Regions from separate parts of the Homo sapiens genome. Here region 1 is linked to region 2. Evidence: read pairs that join two places in POLR2A ChIA-PET (ENCODE). Cell type or tissue: CD4-positive, alpha-beta T cell. All regions are shown on one strand.

Evidence for each region. ChIA-PET counts read pairs that join two places held together with the same protein. Peaks named below come from ENCODE experiments on the same cell type or tissue, not always from the same donor. Only the 100,000 strongest peaks of a DNase experiment are listed, where the experiment ranks them.
Region 1: POLR2A ChIA-PET joins it to region 2 with 11 read pairs; 2 of 35 experiments call an interaction of 5 or more read pairs at or near these places.

Annotation. Positions count from the first base shown.
Region 1 is chr12:1,016,883-1,024,882 of GRCh38, reverse strand. All of the region lies in intron 1 of ERC1 (ELKS/RAB6-interacting/CAST family member 1), which reads right to left. Among named protein-coding and RNA genes, the nearest start is that of ERC1, 30 kb to the right of the region's middle. In CD4-positive, alpha-beta T cell, no CTCF peak of the experiment used is centred here; no DNase peak of the experiment used is centred here.
Region 2 is chr12:1,786,928-1,794,927 of GRCh38, reverse strand. It overlaps ADIPOR2 (adiponectin receptor 2), which reads right to left. Exons shown (of 8, transcript NM_024551.3): 8 at 6,254-8,000. CACNA2D4 (calcium voltage-gated channel auxiliary subunit alpha2delta 4) reads left to right here. Exons shown (of 38, transcript NM_172364.5): 38 at 1,169-2,965. The coding sequence ends at 1,273. Among named protein-coding and RNA genes, the nearest start is that of LRTM2, 30 kb to the left of the region's middle. In CD4-positive, alpha-beta T cell, CTCF peaks have their summits at 3,444 and 3,643 (motif pointing right); DNase peaks (open chromatin) are centred at 3,137 and 3,627; H3K27ac peaks cover 607 bases.

The DNA.
Region 1 (8,000 bases), 770 kb after region 2:
GTATTATTTTTTCCCAAGTATTTTCTTTTTTTTTTTTTTTCCACTTTTTTTTTCAAGGTGACTTTAAGATTCTTTCCCAAATATTTTTGGTCCACAGGTGGTTTGAGCTGTGGATGCAGAACCCACTAAACTATAGCTATCAACTTTATAGACTTCTTTCAAAGACAATATAGATCTAAACTAGATCTCTCTGATTTCCTAGCATCATTTCAAAGCATTGGCTTAGGTCAAGTAACAACAGGCTTCAGCATATTAAACAATATTTTCCCAAAATCCATTGTTATGTAAATTGATTCTTATAAGTGTTTCTTCATTGAAAACAGTACCAAGTAAATCATATTGTCAAAAATGAGATTCTAAAGACAGTATCTATTCTGGTCAAACAGGTTAAAAGTCCTCAAAAATGTGAACACACAGGTGGTTTGAAATAACAGGCAGGTGGTTTCAAACCTGTGGGGGGAGCGGGGTGGAGAGGCGGGAGATGTTTTGTGTTTTTGTTTGTTGAGACAAGGTCTCCTCTGTCACCCAGGCTGGAGTGCAGTGGTACAATCACAGCTCACCGTGGCCTCAACCTCCCAGGCTCAAGCACTTCTCCCACCTCAGCCACCCGAGTAGCTGAGACTACAGGCGAGCATCAGCACACCCAGCTAATTTTTGTATTTTTGGTAGAGGTGGGGTTTCACCATGTTGCCCAGTCTGGTCTCGAACTCCTGGGCCCAACGGATTCGCCTGCCTCAGCCTCCCAAAGTACTGGGATTACAGGCGTGAGCCACCGTGCCCAGCTGATGGTACTTTCTTACAGCAGCCCTATCAAATTTACGTATCTCATCTCCTACATAAGAGAGAAACAAAGAAATCAAACAGGAACTATCTCAACTTTCTCTCTCCACATGTTCATTGACAGCAACAACCATCCTTAACTTCCTCTATTCTGATGGAAGTGGGCTACAGCTAATCCTTCCACAGGGTACTTTAGTCCCCATTCCCTCTGGCTTCTCCAGAGAAACCTTAGTTAATGAACACTTTTCCTCTCTAATGCCTTTTTAACTTCTGTCTATAATACATCTTGTTTCTTAAGCACTCCCAATTTTTTGACACTCTCCTCTCTTGGTTTCTTTATATCATATGCTCTTTTCTTCTAACCCTCCTCCTTCTTTGTTCGTTCCTCCCTTAAATGTTTCTGATCTTCATCCCTATGTTATTCTCACACTACAATATCATCCTTAAGAAATCCTTTCTCCCTGCCTCCACCAGCTTAAAATAACATATGTACAACAAAGACTCCAAATTCACTACTTCTCCAGTACTTTTTTACTTCTCCTTTGAGAATCAAAACTATGTATCCCACTTCTGGACATCTTCACTTATACTCCTCACATGCACCTCAAATACACCATGCCCCCAAACTGAACTCCGTATCAAGGTCTCCCCATTCCAAAACCAAACCTGCTGCTGCAGGGGAAAAAAAAAAAATCAAAAAAAGAACATGGTAGTGGACAACATCTATTCACATGAATAACATCAGCTGCTCAAGCCAGAGCCTGAGAGTCCTCCCAAAATCTTCATACTCCATATACACACATATTATCAAAACAATACAATTCCTGTTGCTTTGATTTCTAGGTACCTCTTAAATTGATCCTCTTCCTCCATTCCCACAATTATTACCTTGGTTTATGCCATCCTATCCTACCTGAATTAAAACAACTTTCTAACCTGACTGCCTGCCTCTAGCCTCAGAGTCCTGTATTAGTCCATTCTCAAGCTCTATGTAGAACTACCCATAAGACTGGGTAATTTATAAAAGAAAGAGGTTTAATTGACTCACAGTTCTGCAGGGCTGGGGAGGCCTCAAGAAGCTTACAATCATGGCAGAAGGGGAAGCAAACACATCCTTCTTCACATGGCGGCAGGAAGAAGTGCCAAGCAAAGGGGGAAGAGCCCCTTACAAAACCATCAGATCTAGGCTGGGCGCGGTGGCTAACGCCTGTAATCCCAACACTTTGGGAGGCCAAGGTCAGTGGATCACTTGAGGTCAGGAGTTCAAGACCAGCCTGGCCAACATGGTGAAACCCTATCTCTACTAAAAATACAAATATTACCCAGACGTGCTCACTTGAACCCAGGAGGCAAAGGTTTCAGTGACCCAAGATTATGCCACTGCACTCAAGCCTGGGTGACAGAGCAAGACTCTGTCTCAAAAAAGAAAAAATAAAATCGATCTCGTGAGCACTCACTATCAGAACAGCATGGGGTAACCGACCCCACGATTCAGCTACCACCAGGTCCCTCCACAACATGTAGGGATTATGGGAACTACAATTCAAGATGAGATTGCTGGGGACACAGCCAAACGGTAACAGTCCCCAGTCAGTGTTTTTCAAACTTAGAATTATGACCCAATAGTAGGTTGTGAAATCAGCTTGATAAGCTGCAACCAAGCTTGTTTTCTTGTTTGTTTTAAATGAAATAAAATCACTACATACCCTGAGCCAGAATCACCCAACACACTCTTCATGAAATCTGAGATGTTTGTTTTTCAAATCCAGTAAGTTCTGAAGTAATTGTAATGCAACAAGAGATAACAGTATTGTTTTCTGCAATGTTTCAGGTGTGCATATGCATGCACATGTGCATACTGGATCACAATATAAAATGTACTTCTTGGCCAGGCACAATAGCCTGTGCCTGTAATCCCAGCACTTTGGGAGACCAAGGAAGTAGGATTGCTTGAGTCCAGGAATTCAAGACCAGCCTGGACAACATAGCAAGATCCTATCTATAGGAGAATAGAGATAGGATCTCTAAAATAAACAGATAAATAGAACAGAAAATAAAATGTATAGCTTATTTTCACAGTGTATCACACTAAAGTAAACATAAGTAATGTTGAGAACTGTGAAGGAACTAGGATTTTATTTAACCCTACTTACAGGTTAATACATTAGCCTATGACCATTTCATGGATACTGACAGAATACATGAGTCTCCTGGGTCAAACACAAAGAACTTTTATTACTCACAGCGCAGCAAGCATGAACATGTTTGCACTGTCTCCCTGTTATCCCCAAGTCCCATAAGGTGACATGGAGGGGCTCAGATGGATGCTACACAGGCAGTGGGTTTGCATCACAGCTAAGGAACATTGGGCTTAGGGAATCCACCACTTTTTTTTTTTTTTTTTGAGACGGAGTCTTGTTCTGTCGCCCAGGCTGGAGTGCAGTGGTGCGATCTGGGCTCACTGCAAGCTCCGCCTCCCGGGTTCATGCCATTCTTCTGCCTCAGCCTCCCGAGTAGCTGGGACTACAGGTGCGTGCCACCACGCCCGGCTAATTTTTTGTATTTTTAGTAGATACGGGGTTTCACCATGTTAGCCAGGATGGTCTCGATCTCCTGACCGCCCACCTCGGCCTCCCAAAGTGCTGGGATTACAGGCATGAGCCACCGCGCCCGGCCGGAATCCACCACTTTTATAGTAAGTAGTAAGTAGGCCTGCTCTTTGTCCCAATGGAAGACATTACCTCCTCCCGCAAAGTGGCCCGCTGCAAACACAATCCTGAAAAATGGCCTGGCCTAGGAACAGTCAAGGCCTTGCTTGCATTCCTGGCACACTCAACAGGGTGTATATGAAATAAGAGTCTCGGCTGGATGCAGTGGCTCATGCCTGTAACCCCAGCACTTTGGGAGGCTGAGACAGGCAGATCACTTGAGGTCAGGAGTTTGAGACCAGTTTGGCCAACATGGTGAAACCCCGTCTCTACTAAAAATACAAAAATTAGCCAGGCATGGTGGCCATGTGCCTGTAATCCCAGCTACTCAGGAGGCTGAGGCAGAAGAATCGCTTGAACCCGGGAGGTGGAGGCTGCAGTGAGCCCAGACTGCGCCACTGCACTCCTGCCTGGGTGAAAGAGCAGGACTCCATCTCAAACAAAAGAAATAAGAAGCTCATGGAAGATTCATTCTCCTGACAATTATTTGTGGTAGTTTTAAAGTATGTTCATAAATTATTTAATGCTCCTCCCTTCAAGAGGGAGACTAAATTTCCTCTCCTTGAGTGTGGACTGGACTTAATGACTTGCTTCCAATGATGTACTTTCATGACTAACTCTTAAAAGACACTGGGGCTTCTGTCTTCGTCACTCTCTCAAATCACTCTCTCTCAGGAATCCAGCTGCCATGTCGTGAGGATACTCAAACTTCAAACTACCCTGTGAAGAGAGTCACATATTCAGAAACTGAGGTCTCCTGCCAACAGCCACGTGAGATAGCTTCAAAGATCCTCCAATCCCAGTCAAGAATTGAAATGAGTGTAAACTCAGCAGTCAACATCTTGACTGCAACCTCACTAGATACCCTGAGTCAGAATCACCCAATACATACTCTTCATAAAATCTGAGATGTTTGTTTCTTTTTGTTTTGTTTTGTTGAGAAGGAGTCTCACTCTGTTGCCCAAGCTGGAGTGCAGTAGCACAATCTTGGCTCACTGCAACCTCCGTCTCCCAGGTTCAAGCGATTCTCCTGCCTCAGCCTCCCAAGTAGCTGGGATTACAGGCATGTGCCACCAGGCCCTGCTAATTTCTGTATTTTTAGTAGAGATGGGGTTTCGCCATATTGGCCAGGCTGGTCTCAAACTCCTGATATCAGGCGATCCATCTGCCTTGGTCTCTCAAAGTGCTGGGGTTACAAGCATGAGCCACTGTGTCCAGCCAGATGTTCTTTAAATCCAGTAAGTTTTGAAGTAATTTGTAAAGCAGCAAGAGATAATACAGTCTTGTTTTCTGCGATGTTTAAAGTGCGCATATTGGATCACAATATGAAATGTCCTTCTTGGCCTGACACAGTGGCCCATGCCTGTAATCCTAGCACTTTGGGAGACAAGGCAGGAGAATTGCTTGAGTCTAGGAGTTCAAGACCAGCCTGGACAACACGGCAAGATCCTATCTCTGCAAAAAAAATTTAAAAATAAAAAAAAAAATAGCCCAGCATAGTGGCTCATGCCTGCAGTCCCAGCTACTCAGGAAGCTGAGGCAGGAAGATTGCTTGAACCCAAGAGTTCATGGCTACAGTGAGCCATGATAGTGCCACTGCACTACAGCGAGCCACGATAGTTCCACTGCACTACAGCGTGGATGACATGGCAAGACCCTGTCTCAAAAAAGCAAAAATAAATGTGATTCTTTTTATAGGTTCTAAACAATTCTCAACACCAGTGCCATAATGATCTTCTAATATGATTCTCCAGATGGGTAAGGGATTCCAGGGGTGCTCAAGACCCCCTTGCAGGAGGTCCATGAGGGCAAAACTATTTCCATAAAAGGATGATGTCATTGGCCTTTTTCACCGTGATTCTCTCACAAGTGCATGATAGTGTTTTCCAGAGCTACATGACATGTGATAATATCCCACTGACAGCTAATGGAATGTGTGCTTGTGTATTCTCACATTTTAAAAATGTCTTGGCTGGGCACGGTGGCTCATACCTATAACCCCAGCACTTCGGGAACCCGAGGCAGGATGATCACTTGAGCTAAGGAGTTCAAGACTGGCCTGGGCAACATGGCAAAATCCCGTTTCTACTAAAAATACAAAAAATTAGCTGGGCCAGGTGGTATACACCTGTAATCCCAACTACTTGGGAGGCTGAGGTGGGAAGGTAACTTCAGCCCAAGAGGCGGAGGTTGCAGTGAGCAGAGATCATGCCACTGCACTCCAGCCTGGGAGACAGAGCCAGACGTTGTCTCAAAAAATATTTTTTTTTAATCTGAATTCCTTGGTAGTGCATATGAGATTTTTCATCATTTGGCCCTGCCTATCTCTCTGAAACTACTACTTATCCACTGTCCTTCTCCACGTGACAACCATAATCAGGTCTATGCAATTCCCTGAAATACCAAGCTGTCTCTGGTTTCCATGACCTTCTTCTGCCCCATCAACTGGCTAACTACTGCTCATTTTTCCAAACTAAGTTCAACAGTCACAATCCTACACAAACCTTCATGCCCCTCAGTCTAATTTAGGTGCTCCTCTGAGGTAACCAGGGGCTTTTAAAATAATGTAATTATTGTTTTAGTTAATCACCTCCTTAAAAGTAAAGGAATGTCTTACTCCATCTCCAAAACCTAGCACAGTGTCTAATACAAATCAAGCAGGCAGTAAGTGTTTGCCAACGCCACAATTAACCTAAATCCACGTAAAAACCATTAGATAGTTCATATACATTTAAAAAGCAGTACTAATCTTGAATGTAGTTTATGGAACCTGCAACTAAATGTAATCTAAAACAAATATAATGAAAGCAATTTTTAACATTTTCCTCAAGTTAAGAAAGTTTTCTCTATCTTTAAACAGTATCCAAATTTTATGAATTAGGCTGGGTGTGGTGGCTCACGCCTGTAACCCCAGCACTTTGGGAGGCCGAGGCAGGCGGATCACTTGAGGTCAGGAGTTCGAGACCAGCCTGGCCAACATGGCGAAACCCCGTCTCTACTAAAAATACAAAAATTAGCCAGGCATGGTGGCGCACACCTGTACTCCCAGCAGCTCCACAGGCTGAGGGAGGAGAATCAACTTGGAGAATCGCTTGAAGCCGGGAGGTGGAAGTTGCAGTGAGCTGAGACCATGCCACTGCACTCCAGCCTGGGCAACAGAGTGAGACTCTGAATAAAAATAAATAAATAAAACAAATTCCATGAACTGACAACCTCCTTCTGTACATGTCTTGCAATTTACTTTTGTCATCTATCCCCTGAAAATAATTAACTAAATGGGCAAGATTTCAATTTTTTAAAAAACTGTTCTTCCTGCATTAATAAGAATACAAACTTCTGTAGCTAAATCTTAATTCCAAGAAGATGGCATAAGCTCAAAAACAGACTAATGCCTCTCATCTAAGAAAGAAATTAAAAATTCACATACACACAGAGCAATCACACGCAGAAAATATGTCTGTGGGGACAAATGGGTTCTCAATACTAAAAAAATCTCTATTAAACTCTATGTCAGAGACCTACCAAGCTAAAGATGTACCAAGCACTTAAGATGAATTTTGTACCCTATATTTTGAGTTTTTTAAAAATACCAGATGGGCTGGGCATGGTGGCTCACGCCTGTAATCCTAGCACTTTGGGAGGCTGAGGCGGGCAGATCACCTGAGACCAGGAGCTCGAGGCCAGCCTGGCCAATATGGTGAAACTCCATCTCTACGAAAAATACAAAAATTAGCGGGGTGTGATAGCGCACGCCTCTAGTCCCAGCTACTTGGGAGGCTGAGGCATGAGAATCGCTTGAACCCGGGAGGTGGAGGTTGCAGTGAGCAGATACTGTGCCACTGTACTCCAAGCCTAGGTGACAGAGCAAGACACCGTCTCAAAAAAAAAAAAAAAAAAAATACCAGAACAACATTTAAATCTCTGCAAGCTTTCCAGGATTTACATTTAGAGAAATTTCCTAAAATCTAATTCTGAGAAGAATATTACCAGAAATCTGGCTTATCTTAAATTATGTGTTTATTAACAATACAGTTTCACTATCAATTCACTACTATTCACATCACAAAGCCTGTCAGAAAAAAACACAAAGAATATTCAGGACGAGCATGGTGGGTCATGCCTGTAATCCCAGCACTTTGGGAGGCTGAGGCGGGTGGATCACCTGAGGTCAGGAGTTTGAGATCAGCCTGACCAGCATGGTGAAACCCCGTCTCTACTAAAAATACAAAAATTAGCTGGGCGTGGTGGCACATACCTGTAACCCCAGCTACTCAGGAGGCTGAGGCAGGAGAATCACTTGAACCCAGGATGTGGAGGCTGCAGTGAGCCGAGATCATGCCACTGCACTCCAGCCTGGGTGACAGAGCAAGATTCCATCTCAAAAAAATAATAAATAAAAATATTCAAAAATTCCAGAATCATTTTTCCCTAAGAAAAGCACTGAAGCCGGGCACGGTGGCTCACGCCTATAATCCCAATAATTTGGGAGGCCAAGGCAGGCAGATCACTTGA
Region 2 (8,000 bases):
CTAGACAGGATGAGAGCTGGCCACAGGAAACACCAAGTTAGGATTAGAGGGTTGGGACTTTTGGCTCCAAGCCCCTGGCTTCTGGGAAAGGAAGGGGGCTGGAGACTGAGTTGATCACCAGTGGCCAAAGATTTAATCAATGATCATAATGAGGCCTCCATAAAATCCCCGAGCCACTGTGTTTGGAGAGTGTCCGAATTGGTGAAAGGGTGTGGGAGCTCTGCGTACCCCGTGCCTTGGCCTACGTGTCTCTTCCACTCAGCCGCCTGACCTGCGTCCTTTATAATAAACGGGTCATGGTGAGGGAAGCACCTTCCTGAGTTGAGTGAGCCACGCTAACAACTCACGGAGCCTGAGACAGGCTCATGGGAACCCTAGATTTACAGCCAGTCTGTCAGAAGGACAGGAGACCTGGGGCTTGCGATTGGCATCTGAAGTGACGGCCACCTTGTGGGACCGAGCCCTGTAACTTGCGAGCTCTAATGCTAACTCTCAATAGTGTCAGACTTGAATTGAGTTTCAGGACAGACACCCAGTTGGTGTCCAGAGAGTGGGGTGGGAAAAACCCTTCACATTTGTTGAAGTGCTGGTGTGAAAGCACAGCAGAGCCCCTGTGTCATTAAAATACGAAGTCAACCAGGATCCCAAGGTGCTTTAACGAAGAGCCACGCTTCCTAGGGCTTGGGCCCTAGGTGAATTAGAATGCAGTTTTCCCATCTTGTCCTCATTCCCGCTACACTTAGTTCCGAATGATCGAGCAATGTGAGGGGGCCGTCACGTGGATAATAGTCATAGTGGCTGGTACGGATCCAGAACCCAGACCCAGGTGTCAGGCCCTGAGCCGGGTGCTTCATACAGTCTGGTCTGCTGGGACCAGAAACCCCCATCAGAGATGCTCCCAGAGTTGAGGACATTCTGAGAGGATGACCTCGCAGCCACTCCAAGCCTGAGGGCAAGCAGAGAAGGCCGGTGCCCCCCTCCCAGGCTGAGGGGCCAGCCTTTGCTTTTCCCCCAAAAGGTAGGGGCCTAAGAGAGGTAGCAGTGCTTCCCCGGCTTTCCAAAACTCCCCTTTCCCCAGGATTTTGGCCCAAATTAGTGGTGGAAGCCCCTCCCTTTTTGAGGGTCCTCCTCTGAGCGCCGCGCTGTCACCTCTGCTCTGCGTTCGCAGGAGAATGCCCAGGACTGCGGCGGCGCCTCGGACACCTCAGCCTCGCCGCCCCTACTCCTGCTGCCTGTGTGTGCCTGGGGGCTACTGCCCCAACTCCTGCGGTGACACCACCCAGCCTGACCTGTGTTTTGGCAAGGTGATCCTTCCAGAGCCATCCCAAAAAGTCAGCACTGACATGGGATGCAGCTAACTGCAGTTGGGTCGCCCCCAGGCCAACGCTCCTCTCAATCCTGGGCTGGTGGCCCCTGGCTCCGGAGAATGCTGGATGGAACAGGAAACCAATCACCTGGCACCACTTTCAAGATGCTTCATGGTGCCCGGTACCATCTGCCCTAGGTCTCAACATGAGCATACTTCTGACCTAACCTTCCTGTCTCCTCTTCGGGAAGCCAGCGTGAGCTCAGCTTGGACCAAGACAAAATAATTTAGTTCTTCCTGTACTCCAGAGTCCAGACCCAGCCAAGAAAGGGTCAGTTGTTTCTGACCCTTTCTGTCGGAGTGGTCTCTGGTAGAACCCAAGGACTTCTGGGTACTGAGAAGCAGCAGCAGAATGAGGCCAAATGCAGAGATGAGGCTAAGGCAAGAATATGCCCCAACTAAAGCATAGATTCCCCAAAGTGAGGCTCATGGTGGGAGGCCACTCACCTTCCTAGCTGCTGCTCGAAAAGGTTTTGACTGTGTTGGGGTGGGGGTTGGGTAAGGGAATGGTCAAGACTGAGAAAGGAATGAAATCCATTCAGGAAATATCGACAGGGCTACACGTGATGTCCCCAAACTGCTGCTATTGAAGAACTTCCCAAAACTTCTTTACAAAGCCCTAAAGGAAAGTTTGCATCTATGAAAAGCCAATAGGCTGAGACATCCAATTGCTGCATGGAAATTGATGTACATTCAGGGGACGGCAAAAATAGCTGTAAAATAGTGAAAAAGAGCAGTGGTTGTGCTCTTTTCTGGCCAATGATTTACAAAAGAATCTACTTGACTCTGTCCCTGGAGTGAAATCCTTAGGGTTGGAACTTGTGGGAACATTCCAACTTGCTAAGCAGGGTCCACTGGGAGGGAAGCTCTATCTGGGAACTCACCCCCAGCGCACACACATCTCCCCCAGGGTCCCAAGGCCCCGCAGCTTCCTCCCCCGACCAAACCCCAAGACCTGGATCCCAGGAGACAACAGTCTCCACAGTGAGAGCAACATTAAGGGCAAAGCCATGGAGAAATGTGGGAGAGGCCGGCCTCAAATCTTTCCATTTAACAAACCCCAGTGATGGGTATGGACAGCATGCAGGGCTTTTGGGGCGCTTCCCCCCGCTCCTCCATCACCCTCAGCCTCCACACTTCAAAGTTCAAGTTCAAAGCTGTTCAAGTTTCCTACCAGCAAATAGCCCTAACTTGCCTCTAGAGTAGGCCAAATGCCAACTCTGTAAAACACACTTACATTATCGGTTACAGAATGTCACTCTTACCGTCATGTCTTGCAACAACCCTGTGAGGGCAGTATTAATGCCCCCTTACAGCAGAAGACACTGCAGCTCGAAGACAGCTTAAGTGGCAGAATAATGCTAGAACAGCTAAGGTTTACATGTACCAAATAACATGTTTCAGCTCATTCCATCCTCACAACAGCCCCCTGAAAGTGGGTACTATCATTAGTCCCATGTTATAGAAACTGCAGCAGAGTTGAAAATTGCCTCCAAATTACCGGAAGAGTGTATGAAGATTGAATGTGATGTATTCACGTAACATGCTTGAAACTGCCTGGCATATACTAAACGCTAAATAAATACATGCTAACTGCGATCATTACATTACCTTGTTTCATGGAGGTGGGGACAAAGAAATTACAATTTAGATGCCAGGAACAATAAGGTGTTCAACAGGCCCAGCAGGGTTAAGAAAGCAGCAAGGAGCCCTTTCTAGCCCCTGGGCTGCCATCACTGAGTGTCCCAACCATGTGTCACGAGGCACCACCTGTGCGGCACACAGCAGGGTGAGCACTAACTCTCGCCCTGCCACTTCCTGCCAAGGCCGTGGCCGCCCACCTGCCGTTCATTCTTTGGCATTAAGGCACATTCTGACCTCCAACTGCATTTGACCCCAACTACCAACTCACAGACACCAAACAGCAGTCTCTGTAGGACCATAACCCAGTGTTATCTTTTGGAAGGGTTATCATCCCCACCCAAACAGGTAGAGCACTTTCAGGCAAATTTATCAACTCTTAAAAAGCCAAGCTTAGGAAGCTGGAGCAGCTTCTGGCCTGGTTTTGTCTGCTTCCTCTGGGCCCCATATCTCTGCATGGCCGAGGGGAATCCCTTTCAAGACCATTGGAAGGAAAAACCATTTCTGATAAACTAACCTTCTCTACCTTGGAGAACAAAATATTCTCATAAGCTTTGCCTTTGAAGGTCAGAACGATTCCTCTTCTACTTTTAGCAGAACCACTAAAGGACAGCAGGTGGCAGCCTGGCTCACTCTAAAGCCCATCACCTGCTCTCGGACGCATGAACTTGGAACCTAAGTCATTTGATAAATTAGAATGCAGAATTTTGAAATCTTATGTTGTACACCACCTTTGGAGGACCAGGAACTTAAGGATGCTGTCAGATCTTCCTTCCTCAGTACCAAGGATATGTGAACTACTAAATCCACATAATAATGTTGTGTATTTTAATAGAAGAGCTTTCAGGGAAAATGCTTCAACCACTTCATTAAGCTCAGTGAAGTTGTGGTTCGGGGGCGGCGGGGAGGCAAGAAAGTGGGCATATCATAAGGCCAGAAAAGTAAATGAAGTCCACAAAAGGACGGAATTGGAGCGAGGGTTTGGCAGAAAACCCAGCCAATCACTATGGGAAGTTTGAGGAAATTATCTATAGAAACCACAGCATCTCAGCGTGGGCTCTAGAGGATGTATCGTTGGCCTCATTTTAACAGAACACCGAGGCTAGACAAGCAAACGGCCACTTGCCCATGCTACATGGCAAATGGCACAACTGAGATCTGAAGCTACCCTTTTCATTTCCAGGTAGTGTAGCAGGGTAGGGACGGTGGGACAGTAGGATGGCGGTGACAAGAGGCCATCGCACGTGACGCTTCCTTCCTGCCCCATGCCATCATAAGCAGCCTCTACATGAGTGAGACAGGCTGCCCTTGTTTCACCAAGTCAAACAGCTGAAGGCAGAAAAGATTTGTACATTAGATAGGGTGTTGGTGGTGGGTAGGGAGCAGTGCTGGCTAGCAAATGGTTCATGCCCTCTGAGGGGAAGACAAAATGAAACACTACAATTGAAGCCAAATATTCAAGAAGATGTTGTTTCTGGGATGATTTTAAAGTAACATTGCCCAGAGGGTTCTCTAGGCACCCAGAGCCTAGCACGCTGTACAGTCAGAATCCAAACTTGTCCTTATCTACTTCCTCTACAACCACATAACATCACCTGGGTATCAGGAACCATACAGACACTTTTTTTTTTTTTGGGAGATGGAGTCTCGCTCTGTCACCCAGGCTGGAGTGCAGTGGTATGGTCTCAGCTCACTGCAACCTCCACCTCCCAGGTTCAAGCGAGTCTCCTGCCTCAGCCTCCCAAGTAGCTGGATTACAGGTGCCTCCACCACACCCAGCTAATTTTTTGTATTTATAGTAGAGACGGGGTTTCACCATTTTGGCCAAGGTGGTCTCGAACTCCTGACCTTGTGATCCGCCCACCTCGGCCTTCCAAAGTGCTGGCATTACAGGCGTCAGCCACCATGCCCGGCTCAGATGCCTTTTGGGAAGAGACGAGGAAAAGACAAGTGGGTTATTAGTAGGCTTCAGCTAATACTGTTTGTCAAAAGCAGGGAATGATCCAATGTCTATGCCCAGGTAAGGTATGGGACACTCTAAAGTTAAATCTATACTTAAAAATGAGAATTCAGAATGAACATATTATCCTGATACTGGAAATGCCCTTCCAAAAACTAAATTTACCTAAGGCAAAAGGGTTGGAATTCCGTTTTTTTTTTTTTTATTTCAAACACCAACTCGAACCAGATCCTCTTCTTATATAGAAGGGACTAGGTTAATGAACCCCAAAACCTTTAAGTCAATGTATATGACACTGTTTAATCAGAATAACAAATACAGAAAGGTTTTCTTAAATTTTCTCTTCACTCTTTTCTCCAATACAGTGCTGGCACTAGAGTCATTCTTAAACTTCCTAAGCTTCAGTTTCCCCATCTATAAAATGAGAGTGAAAATACTCCTGAATGGCTCAGAGGGTTGTGATTATGATCATATGACATCGACAGTTCTCTAACACATCCCTTGGCATCAAGTGTTACATTAGAGACTATTTTTTTTTTTCTCAGACAACATGACTTTATTACTGGAAACCAACTAAGAAAAAATTATGATTAGGAGGAGAAAACAGCAAATGGTCGGGGTAAAAAACCAATATTCAGCAATCAGTAGCTTTCACCAATCAAAAGAACTTTTAGAAGATATAATTGAAGACAAAATCCTATTTATAATAGCAAACAACAGCAAAAGCAAGGAATGAACTTAGTCAATGTGCACTGCCTGTAGGAGATGGCCTCGTGATCCGCCCGCCTTGGCCTCCCAAAGTGCTGGGATTACAGGAGTGAGCCACCGTGCCCAAAAAAATAAATTTTGTAATGTTTCACTTAACAAAAGAGATACATTCTGAGAAATGTATCATTAAGTGATTTCATAATTAGTTGATTTCGTTGTCACGCAAACATCATAGAATGCACTTACACAAACCTAGATGGTACAGCCTACTACACACCCAGGCTTTATGGTAGAGCCTATTGCCCTTGGCATTAGAGACTATTTTTATAAACTTCAATAATAAATAAGAACTGCCCCTTAGAGCTGCTCTCCCCTCCATTCTAAACCTGGTGCAACTTACGAGGAAAGCTTGAGTTAGGAAACAGGAGTTGGGCATAAGCACTTTGATTTCTGCATCCCGAAGGGGAAGTTTCCAAAAATTTCTTAAATCACAGTGTCTAAATTAGAGCTTCAGAGAAGTGCCAAAAGCCAAGGGGAGGTAAGCTGAACGGCAATAAAAAAACACACGACAGGTCATATTTCATTTGGTTCTTTTTATTAGAAACTGAGAATACAGCAAGTAGGGAAATCCCACATCAATGGAACCATCACACAGATGCCTTTCTGGAACCCCAACCTTCTATGATCCCCAAAAATGTGCTTTGTGGCTTTAGCATAATTTATAAAGGGGAAGAGGGAAAATACTGAAAAAGGCCACTATTTAATGGTGAAAGAATGAAGCTGTAGAGGTCCCAACCAGCCTAGGGCCAAAAAAGAAAATTAAAAATCTGCACAGAGCAAGCAAGCCTCTGACTGCTGAGAGTAAGGCATTCAGGCGCCAACCTGGTGAGAGTTCTCAGCGAGCACTGTCAGGTCAAGTGCACATGAGGCTGTTGGTAGTGAGCTGCACGTAGACACACACATAGAAATGGGCACATGCCCACATACACACCCGAAAAAGGGAGATTTTACTGGATTACACATCAGTGATGTTAATTTCATTTTTCCTAAGGGTTTGTGCTATGTTGAACCAGATCCTTCCAGCTTTGGGGTGTGGGTGACTGCACCCAGAGGCTGCTACTTCTGTTGGTGTTGTGACAGGGCTGCACCTATACGCTGTATCCCAAAGTGCATGACCGAAGAGCAAGTCTGGCTTCTGATACGTGCTGTTGCTCCCAAGAAACTAAGTGGGCTTCTGTCCAAATGGCCACTGTCCTGCTGGACTATGCTTTCTCAAAGGGATTAATACTGTTCTTTATTCTGTCAGGCACTGCACCAGTTCATCCACTGAGTCTTTTGCTCGGTCCACCTAGCACCTAGGACAGTGACCTTATCCAGAACCAAAACGTTCAAGTTCTTCTCAACTTCTACACTGGATTCTTTCTTCCTAGATCCCACCTTTTGCTGGAGATTGCAAGGGCAAGGGAGGAAAATAACTGAGAAAACTCTATTGAATAAATAGGAGACCCTTCCCATATTCCCAAACACCTACTGAGGACGCCAGTCCCCATGCTCAGGACCTCCATATTTAGTTCTAATACCCACAACCCCAGGATATAATGGAGTCATCCCAAGTCTTTGATGACAGTAACCTAAGACTCGAGCACTATTTTGGTGGTTCACCTATGGGCCAAGATCAGAATTCCATGAACCAGATCCTTTCCCCACCACTTTCTCTGACACCGTATCAGGTAGGCCTGTGACATGAGCCATCGTCTTGTACCTCACTCCCTGGCAATAACATACCATTGTATTTAAAATGCCACACCACTCTTATCCCTGTAAAGTGAGGTTCAGTGAGTGCTGACAACTCCGTACTACAACTGGCTTTAAGAGTTCTGCTGGCTTTCTTATTCAAGGAGAGCCGAGGTGTCTGTCACATCCAGGCTTACCAAGACAGTGTACCAGAGGTAAAACTCATCTTTCCTAATCCAAAGGAAGGGTCTACCAATCTATGTAGATGAGCTCAGGAGAAACCTGGACACGTCAGAATCTCATTTGTGGCTGGCTCCCATGCCAAGAACTATGTCAGAGAAAGGTCCATTTCTATTCCCTCAAGGAGGAAGTGTAGTTAGGGCAGTGATTTTTAATAGAGGGAAATTTAGAGAGTGTTCCAGAGCTCCACAGCAAGGATATGGAAAACTGTCCCATCCCTCTAATAAGACTTCCCATAAAAGTGAGCGGGATGCCAGGAAGTAATCAGATCAGCCCATGCTAATGTTTCTAGAGCTCCTCCATGGCCTCCAGCACCCCTTTACCAGCTGCTAGGAGTGTGTCAGTCTCTCA